2 separate regions of the Homo sapiens genome follow, and region 2 is linked to region 1. The links are chromatin contacts, found by Hi-C in ENCODE. All regions are on one chromosome and are shown on one strand. Each heading gives the region's core, a stretch centred on a gene start or an enhancer-like site at or near the end of the contact. The rest is flanking DNA. Distances are from core to core; before and after follow the strand shown.

What was found. A loop is a pair of places that touch in the nucleus more often than their neighbours do. Pooled maps may share reads with other maps.
Region 2: a loop to region 1 is called in a map of sigmoid colon, with 2.4 times the contacts of the local background. The contact joins two enhancer-like sites. A Hi-C loop is called at or near these places in 3 of 168 maps with a recorded cell type or tissue (aorta, esophagus muscularis mucosa and sigmoid colon) and 3 of 50 pooled maps.

What each region holds. Positions count from the first base shown.
Region 1 is chr4:140,856,661-140,861,759 of GRCh38, reverse strand. RNF150 (ring finger protein 150) reads left to right here. Exons shown (of 7, transcript NM_020724.2): 7 at 1-1,953. Among named protein-coding and RNA genes, the nearest start is that of TBC1D9, 100 kb to the right of the region's middle. Within about 2 kb of position 2,584, at least 2 of the 41 ENCODE cell types and tissues checked have a DNase peak (open chromatin) inside an H3K27ac peak, as active enhancers do.
Region 2 is chr4:140,932,874-140,937,972 of GRCh38, reverse strand. The region is part of intron 4 of RNF150 (ring finger protein 150); the gene reads left to right. Among named protein-coding and RNA genes, the nearest start is that of TBC1D9, 180 kb to the right of the region's middle. Within about 2 kb of position 2,597, at least 3 of the 41 ENCODE cell types and tissues checked have a DNase peak (open chromatin) inside an H3K27ac peak, as active enhancers do.

The DNA of each region.
Region 1 (5,099 bases), core at 1,335-3,834:
TTTTAAATAGCCAAAGAATTTTCATGTATAAGAGCTAGCTAAATATAGTATATCCTGCTCTTTCGAAGAAGATACAAAACTGTTGCCTGTACTAATGGGTATAGTAGAGCAGTTGAAGAACTAACACATACATGGACTTTTCGGTCTGAATTTGTGTTGGCATCCATGGTACTTACTGTTCAGTAGGATGTTATTGCAAGGAGCAGAGTGCCCTCTGCTGGAGTAATCGCAATTATTCTTGCAGCAGATTAATTTGACTTGGGTCATGAATTCAACAACCAGTTACTTGCCTTTCATCATACAATTTCTTCGGTAGTTGAGAATTTGGTCTACATTTATCAAATGAGGAAAGAGTGTCACAAACTCTAAAAAGCTGAAGGAGACCCCACAGATCTTCTCACTGTCAGCAGCCCTTACTTCTGCAAAATGTTGAAGGATAATGTTGCTCTGTTTGCAAAGAAGATGCCTCTGGCTAGAATGTTTGTGCAGTTATAAGCAAGGGACTGCTTGTTTTTGTAAGTTATCTCAACTTTATTCTTGTGAAATTGCAAAGGAAGATCAATAAAAAGACTTCATATGAATGTAAATGGTGTGAAATACTGATGTGTTTTGTACATGTACATAATATATTTACTTCCTGCTTTCACATTAGTAATCTGAGATGGTTCTACCATTTTATAATTAGAAGGAGATGTAGGGGTGGGAGTGGGGAGGGACTGTTATTTTTATAGAGGGGTGTCCCTTACATTTAGAAAATGAAATAATTTTGTATTTGTGAAAAGTTACATTCCATCCATTTTCTGGAAAAAAAAATGGGTATTGTTCTTTAAAATGTTCATGAGCTGGGAGGATGATTATTCTGGTTTCCAGGGGAAACTCTCAAGCAGTACATATGTGATACTCAGTTTTGTAGACTGCAGACAATAACCAGCAATTGCCAGTTGCAAAAATGTGAAAAAGAAATAACTTATTTTAACCACTTTGTACAGCATATTATTTCCCACTAGAAAAAAATCTGCAAATAATGAATTTACAATTATAAATAATCAGACATGACATCATAAATCAATCTTCCTCCCTACTAGCAAGAGGAAATTCCAATGGCTTTTTTTCCATCCTAACACAAATTACTTTTATTGTAAACAAATGCTTGCAACAAAATGCTTTTGTTGTAAAATGATTGATGTTGGGGTAAAGTCTACTTAGCTTCCCCACAAGGTCTTTCTGGCTAGTCTGCAGGTAGTAGATGATGGTTCCATCTCGGCATTGTCTATCCTCTCCATATTCAGACTGTGTGACTGAGCTTCCTTGATTTATATAGCATCTGACCCAAAATCACAAAAAAGTCACTCCTGATGACATTTGCATGGGGAGTCTTTCATTTGGACTTCAGTTCTTAATTGCCGAAATAAGTACTAGTGAATTATGTAGCGTTTTTACCCAAAACTAATCTTCTGTACAAAGTTGTGTGCATATTGAGATGATTAGTTAAGGCAGTGTAGTTTTTTAAATTTTTTCTGTATAAATTTCTTTCCTTCTTCCCCACCTCAGGCACCTACCCTACTCCTTTCAGAGCACTTTATATCCCTCTTGAAATACAAAGAAATTGAAAAAAAAAAAAAAGTAACTGTCTTTAAAGGAATTTGTCTTCTATTAGGAGACACAGACTTTTATTTTGCTTTATTCTATTCTCTTTGTACTTGGAGAGCGTAATCAACTTGTCTCATAATGGGCTAGTGATGAAACAAGGGTGATAGTTGGAAACAGTCATTACAACATGGTTATTTTTGTTATATAGAAGACTATCATGTAAATAAGTGCAATCGTGTTCTTACGTACTGGCTAAAAAAAAAATATTGCAACTATAAGGATTTTTAAATGAGGGTTGTGAATTCCAGGAAATTTCACTGCAAAATTTCTTTTGGTTTTGTTTTTTAATAAAATGGAACCAGATGCTTGTGTCTGTGTCATCTGTATTCCCTGACTTTGTTGCCTATCCCTGAGTTGCAGAGGTGGTGCTATGGATTTCAAAACATCATATTTATTGTTAAATCACAATTATGTCCAAAGACCAAGGATAATAATAGCTTCCTTATTTTTCTCAGGTAAGTCAAGTGGCAGGCACCAACCTTCTCTTAGCTCTGCTGTTCTAAGGGAATTAAGAGATTTTAGCAATTCTGAAGAAGAATGGCTGTGAAATGAGCTTGAGGTGTAGTCTGGCAAGAACTGAGCACTATGCTTATGGACTATCTCAGGCAAGTTTATACTAGGCAGAGTTATACCATGGGGTCTGCCAGATGGGCTGGGGCAGACAGATTTCTTCTTTATATTTGCTAGTATATTTCTAAAAGATTTTAAATAGCAATTCCTTGGGATTCGCAAGGGAATATGAAGAAAATTTAAAAGATGGAGCCTGCTGGCCTGGGAAGGTGGAAAAGGAAGGCAGGAAAGGAGAATGGCCCTCTATTCATTGGCCTCACCTACTGGAACCTGGTAGGCCTTTGGTTGTGGCCTAGCCCCCCCGTGCCTGGCCCAGCCGAGACTCCTGACACATGCACTTGAGGAGCAGCCAGGATTGGACATGGCCAGGCAGGAGCTGTGGGTTTCACAGAATTTGCTAGCAAAAAGAAAACACAAACAGTATTGAGTGCTGTGGCCTCCTGGAGCTGCTGTAGATAAGGAAAACATTAGTGCCCGGAGGCTTTACTCAGGGCCAGTCTATGCTTAATTTGTAGGCAGGAAGATACTCTAAGGGGATTGCTGGGAACATTCATGACTATGCCAAATTAGAAGGCACTTTAGACTTTGTTTATGCTTCCATTATTGCAATGTTTATCTGCCCAGACACTGTGGGTATGAAGCTATTACCTAGGACCTGGAAACCATCCCTCCCAACTTCAACTTCCATCATCTTTCCACTAGACCAGGGATCCCCAAATGAGGAAATGTGTTCTGTGGGATGGGATATGTTAGAATTTACAGCAGGCTCCCAAGTTCAATTAAGTTGGGATAAGGCTTCATACAACTCATATTAGCTATTAATAAATTTTTTGTTTGTTTTGTTTTGTTTTGTTTTGTTTTGGTACAGACAGGGTCTCGTTTTGTTGTCCAGGCTAGTCTTTAATTCCTGGCCTCAACTGATCCTCTCACCTTGGCCTTCCAAAGTGCTGGAATTACAGGCGTGAGCCACTGTGCCTGGCCGCTATTAAAAACTTTTGAGAAGTCTTCAGTAAGGTCACTGATTTAACTCTATAATTCAGCTTTTCCTGAAGCTGATTGACAATAAAGCCCCATTTTATCAAGGGTTATGTTTTTCCACATTACACTGGAGACCACTGTGTGGAACATGTTGGTGTTCAGACTTTAAAAAAAAAAAAAAAAGCTGCCAGACATCATTTGCTGTAAATCTTGCATATTCCACAGACCCTTGCCTCTCTTGTCCCTGCTCCTAGTTGACAAGGGGAAAGTCAGGTGATGCACAGTGAGCAGTATTAGCCTGGGGCCTGCTTCACCTGGGGTGGGTGTGACCTGGGGAGAGATCACTGGGCACTTCCCAGAGTCACACGCATGCCAGGGCATCAGCCTGGCTTCACTGGGCATCAGCCTGGCTTGCTATCATGCTGTGCCTGAAGGCGGAGGCCCCATCCCACCTAGAAACTCCACTTTGTGGGCTTTTGTTTTGAGACTTAATGCAGCATATTCACACATTTGAGAATGGAACATTTACAACCCCAGATTTTGACAAAATTAAGTAGCTAAAAAAAAAAAAAAAAAGAAAAAGAAAACTCCCCACAGCTTTGTAATGGGCCAGCTGGGTCAGCTTTGCCGCTTAACTCTTATTCTGTTAATACCTATGTTTGGAGGACTGTAAGCTAAACCATCATTCAGAAGACACAGAAGTATATTTAGTTCTGTTTATTGTTATTGTTGTTTTGTTTTTAGTTTTTTTTGAGATGGAGTCTCGCTCTGTCACCCAGGCTGGAGTGCAGTGGCACAGCCTCGGCTCACTGCAACCTCCGCCTCCTGGGTTCGAAAGCAATTCTCCTGCACACAGCCTCCCGAGGAGGAGCTGGGATTACAGGCACCCACCACCACACCTGGCTAATTTTTGGAATTTTAGTAGAGATGGGGTTTCACCATGTTAGCCAGGCTGGTCTTGAACTCCTGGCCTCTAGTAATCTGCCCACCTCGGCCTCCCAAAGTGCTGAGATTACAGGTATGAGCCACTGTGCCCGACCTAGTTCTTTTCTAAGTCTAATAATTCTTTAGAAGCCAGTGTTAGTAGTGCTACTCATCTCCTTGAATAATGCATTGCAACAAATTGGGGAACAAAGGGTAGGGAGAGAATATGAGTCATTTTTGCTCTGCGGTAATTACTATCTACAGAAGAGTGAATACCAATTAAGAAACTCAGGTGACTGAGAGAGGTCTCCTCTTTATGAGACATTTTAAAACACTAGTTCCATCATTCTTAGTGATCCAACAACAGAAGCAATTTGACCTCTTATTTCATCACACTCACAGGTAGTAGAGAGCCTCCACCAAGTCTCACTGTAAATCTTTGTTCTTGGCTGTGAGAAGAATCAGGGAGAAAGACCTTTCCACCGAGCCACCAAAGATACCATGGGGACCCTCTGCTCACTGTGATTGCATCTCCCCTTGTTGGCTTTCAGTCACAGCACCCTAGCAAAAGAAGGTGCCGTCCTAAATCTCCAACCAGTGGTAGCCTGTATCTGCTGGCATACAGGGAGGTACAAATTAAACGCCTCAATCTCTTCGGACCTTCCTGTTATGGAAGACACGCCCCACCTTCCCCCACAGGGAACATGCCTGATTAGTCATAACCCTTAAACTAATCACTCCCGCTGTGCCTCCCTCTAACATTCCCACCTTCTTTGTTCTTAAGGACATTTACTAAATAGGCAAGGGGGAAAGCAGAGCCAGGTTTCATTGGCGGGCAACTGCACTTGGTTGCTATGAGAGCTGTATACACACACAACACAGCTGTCATTGATATTATAGATCTAATGGGAGCCAAGGGTCTCAAATCTCTAAGGAGAAAAACATAATTCAGAGCTTTGGCAATGGTATCCATGTCT
Region 2 (5,099 bases), core at 1,348-3,847, 76 kb before region 1:
GGCTTGATTAGGAACAGATTTTTTCCAAGTTCCTTTTTTTTGAAAAGAGCGACAGAAATTAGCAGATTTTCATAGGATTTGACTTACTGTTTTATGCCTATGTTATGAATTGGTCAATCTATTTATAGCTGTTTTTAAATGTGTTTTTTAAAAATAACTTTCAAGGTTTCACTGCTAATTGTGCAAAATGTTGAAAACAGAGAAAAGTATAAAGAAGTAAACAAAAATAATCTGACCACCCAGAAATAATCATTATTAATGCTGGCATAATTAATTTTTATAATATATATATAAATATTTGTATGTTTTTAAACACTGTAGAGTCAAGCAATTAATATTGTTTTTCTTCTACTTTCTCATTCAGCAATAAAAAACATTTTTTAAAAACTTTAGAAATTATTTTAAATTTTTTGGCTGGATGCGGTGGCTCACGCCTGAAATCCCAGCACTTTGGGAGGCCAAGGTGGGCAGATCACTTAAGGTCAGGATTTCGAGACAGGCCTGGCCAACATGATGAAATCTTGTCTCTACTAAAAATACAAAAATTAGATGGGCGTTGTGCCGGGTGCCTGTAATCCCAGCTAATCGGGAAGTTGAGGCAAGATGATCACTTGAACCTGGGTGGTGAAGGTTGCAGTCAGCTGAGATCGCACCATTGCACTCCAGCCTGGACAACAGAGCAAGACTCTGTCTCAAACAAACAAAAAAAAGAAATTATTTAAAAATTTTTAGTAGTTGCATAATAGTTCGTTTTTAGAGTTTATTTAACTACCCTCCAACATTGTTCAGCATTTAAATTGCTTCCAGTTTTTCATCATTATAAAATCATGAGGTTAGTTGTTTATATATTTATTCTGTATTTATCCCTTCAGATACATTCCTAAAGTGAACTTACTAGATTGAAAGGAATTTTAAAGGATCTTGAAAAATTTTATCCAATTGCTTTCCTGAAAGGTGGTAATGATTGACACCTCATTAGCAGTATGTGAGAGTGTTTATGCTAGCACTCTCTCAGAACCATGGAGTAGTAAATTTTTAAAGCATCTTTCTCATCTGATAGCCAAATATAAAGGTAATTTAAATTCCCATATGTTTGATTTCTTTGATATATTACTATTGACTAACACAAGTTCTTTTTATATCATATCATATTTAATATAAATTGTCATTGATTGTAAGATGTTTCCTAATTTTAGATAGGTTAAAATGGGAATGAAGAATGATATGGCCTAGAATTGATAAAATGTGATACTATTTTTAACATTTTGTTTTAGTGTTTTTGGTGAATCTTTTTATTAAGTATTTTTATTTTTTATAATGCTTTTTTAATTAACAATTTAAAATTTATGCTATAAAATTAACGAATTTTGTGTTCTTATCTCTTCCTCCTTACTTTAATCCTTCCCTATCAAGAAATAAGATAACTGATCAATTAACTACTCTTTTCAAATTTATATGAAAATTTATGCTGGTGTATGGCATCTCACTCAAATAGTTTATAAAAACTATTTTTTAAACCCATTTTTCCAAGAACAGAATTTTATATACTTGGCCAAATTAAAAGTTATGCAGTGTAGTAGGAGTTTAAAATAGCACAACAGCTTTGGAAATTTGTTTGGCAGTTTCCACTAAAGTTAAATACACCCTACCTTGTGACCTAGCAATTCTGTTCTTGGATATATACCTGAGAGAAATGAATGCATATATTAACAGAAAGACTGATGCAAGAGTGGCCATAGCACATTTAGCCATAATAGCCAAAAAATGAGGACAGTACAGATGTCTAACAATGGAAAATCTGCAAACAAATTGGGGTACACCCATACAATGGAATACTACTGAGCAATAAAAAAACAAGCTATTGATGTACACCAAGGCACAGATGAATCTGAAAACCATTATTTTGAATTTAAAAAGCTAGACAAAAAAGAATACATACTTTATGATTCCATTTGAAATTCAATAACAGGGAAAACTAATATATGGTGACAGATGTTAGAATGATGGTCACATGGCAGAGAGTGGGTATTGACTGGTAAGGGGCACAGGAGGACTTTCTGGGGTGATAGGATGGTGTATATCTTCATCTGGGTGGTATGTACGTAAACATACACACACTTAAGAAATCATCAAGCTCACTTAAGGTTTATGCATTTTGTGGTACATTATACCTTCATTTAAAGTAATGGAAAAAAACTTAAGTACCAAAGAAGCTATGCAATAGAATTTTAAAAACAACAGTTCACTCTACACATTAGTAAAAATTACACAGTATTTCTAAGTTTGGAGTTTGCTAAGTGTTTTCTTATCGTTTTTCTTTGATTACTTCAGATTTTTATGTGTACAACATTATATATGTAAAATATATCACTTAAGGGAATAAAGGAAGGGAACATGAAAGAGATGGCAGTGCTGTAAATGATGTTGTTTTTCAACATAGCAAATGTCGCCTTAGGACAGAAGTCTTGCACTGTAATAACCTCGTTAAATATGGCATTCTGGCTTCAAATGTCCTGATCCCCAGTTATATTAATCAAGTAGACACACGGGATGAATGCCAACTAGCTTTGCTGCCCCAGCCAAACGATATAATTAGAACAGAGTTAAGTTCTAAGCACAGAGCCTCCCTCTGCCAGAAACCCAAGGAGTGAGACACACTATAAAATGAGGGTCCTGCAATTCCTCCCAGCTTGCATTCCCAAAGTAAAAATTTCTTCCATTGTAGTTTAAAAAGAAATTGATGTTAGTAGCAACAGGATCTGATATCCTTTCTTTGTTTTTTTAAGTTGTTGGTTTTTCTTTCATGCTATAAATCTAACGCAATGCAGAGCTGTGTGGAATAAATGGTTCTTTATATATTATAACACTTTATATATATATTTATTATATATATTATATATATATTATATATATATAATATATATATTTATATATATATATTATAAATATATAATATATATATATTTATATATATATATATATTATAACACTTTAACTTTCAAAAGCACTCTACTCTTCACAAAGCACTTTTGCATATAATGTCTAATTTTAGCTCAGACCAGCCTGTAATATAGATAGGACAGATATCAATGATTGCCCCTGTATTTTATTAAAAGAAAACCTTAACTCAAAGAAGTTGGTCCCAGGGCCCAAAGTAAAGCCAGGTTTTCTGACTTCTGGGCCAGCACTGTATCATTGGCTGTGGAGTTGACACCATAGCCACACTTATTCCTGCTCAGGGATCCCTGTTGTACTTTCATACCTCTGGGGATATGGTTTTGGCTAAAAATCTGCTTCAGAAACCCCCTCTCACTCTAAGCAAAATGTCTAAGCAACTCAAGGAAACTAAATCAAATTTAGCCAAGTTTTAAGAATTTTACTTCCTCTGTATGTTTTCTGGATATTACTTTCCAAACTTGTTTCTGTGAGCCTGAAAAGAAAGCAGACTTTTCGTAGAAGGACAGTGCTTGTGCGGTGAGCAGCAATTTACCTTATTGCATTCTTTTTTTTTTCTTTTTTGCTCTATCACATGAAACTGCTATCATATTTGCTTGCCAAAACAAAGTTATTATGTTTATAACTACAGCCAGAATATGATTACTACTGGTGCTATATTGCAGCTTTTTTCCGTTTGTCTTTTCTTTTTTAAAAAATGATGTTTTTAGGCTGGGCACAGTAGCTCACACCTGTAATTCCAGCACTTTGGGAGGCCACGGTGGTGGATCACCTGAGATCAGGAGTTCCAGACCAGCCTGGCCAACATGGCAAAACCCTGTCTCTACAAAAATACAAAAATTAGCCAGGCATGGTTGTATGTGCCTATAGTCCCAGCTGCTTGGGAGGCTAATGTGGGAGAAACACTTGAACCTGGGAGGCGGAGGTGGCAGTGAGCCTAGATCACGCCACTGCACTGTCCAGCTGGGCAATAGAACGAGACTCTGTCTCAAAATAAATAAACAAATTTTAAAAATAAATAAATAAATATGATGTTTTTAAATAATTGGCCCAACCATTTCAGATCAAGCCCATTAGCAGAATTGTCCCCACAGTGTGGCACTAGGTCAGTGGGATTGAGGATATGGTAGGATGAGACTGGTGTCTACTTACTTGACTTAATCAACACCACATAGCAAGTGATGACTAGATCATCCCCATCACAAGGACTTCCTGTATAGGAGACATAGAAAGATGGAAAAGTATAGAAGGAAATAACTTAATGATGTGAAGTTCACCATCACAAGGAACAGGGAAAAGCATGGCTCCCGTCCATTATTTTCTTCACCATTCATACCTCTTTCCTAGATTATTTCAGAATGTTGATTTAGAATCATATTTTCCAACTTCATTTTCTGTTCATCCACTTAACATAGCCTACATTTCAACCCATACATATCATAATACAGGTTGAGTATCCTTTAACCCAAAATGCCTGGGACCAGAAGTGTTTCACATCTCGAATTCTGGAATATTTGCATTATACTTACCAGTAACCACCCCTCATCTGGAAATCCAAAATCCAGAATGCTGCAGTGAGCATTTCCTTTGAGCACCATTTTGGCACTCAAAATTTTCCAGATTTTAGAGCATTTCAGAGTTTGGATTTTCAGATGAGGGAAACTCAACTTTTGCTTCTTCTATATGTTGAGTTATGTAAATCCCTTCTTTTTGAATTTCTTTCCTCCACTGTAAATGCTTCAAAGTTCTTCCCATGCTTTAGGCTGTACAAAAGGCCTTACCGTATCCCATAGCCTTTTAATTTCCTCACAAACTTCTCCCTTCGCTGAATTCAGTAGCAGTTTTATTTGTATTTATGACCTGTCACTGTGCATGTTGTACCAACATCATTTAAAATAGTTAATATTACCATTATCCCCTGAACACTTACTAATGAAGCACTATACAAACAAGCATTTAACCCTTACAACAGCCCCATAAGTTATTTTACTAGTCAGGATAGGCGAAGCTTTGATGCAGTAACAGCAACGAACCCAACTCTCAGTGGCTTAACACAGCAAGGATATCTCACTCATGCTTTGTGTTCACTGTGTGTCAGCAGAGGGTATCTACTCATGGCAGTCAGGCTGACAAAGCAGTCACTA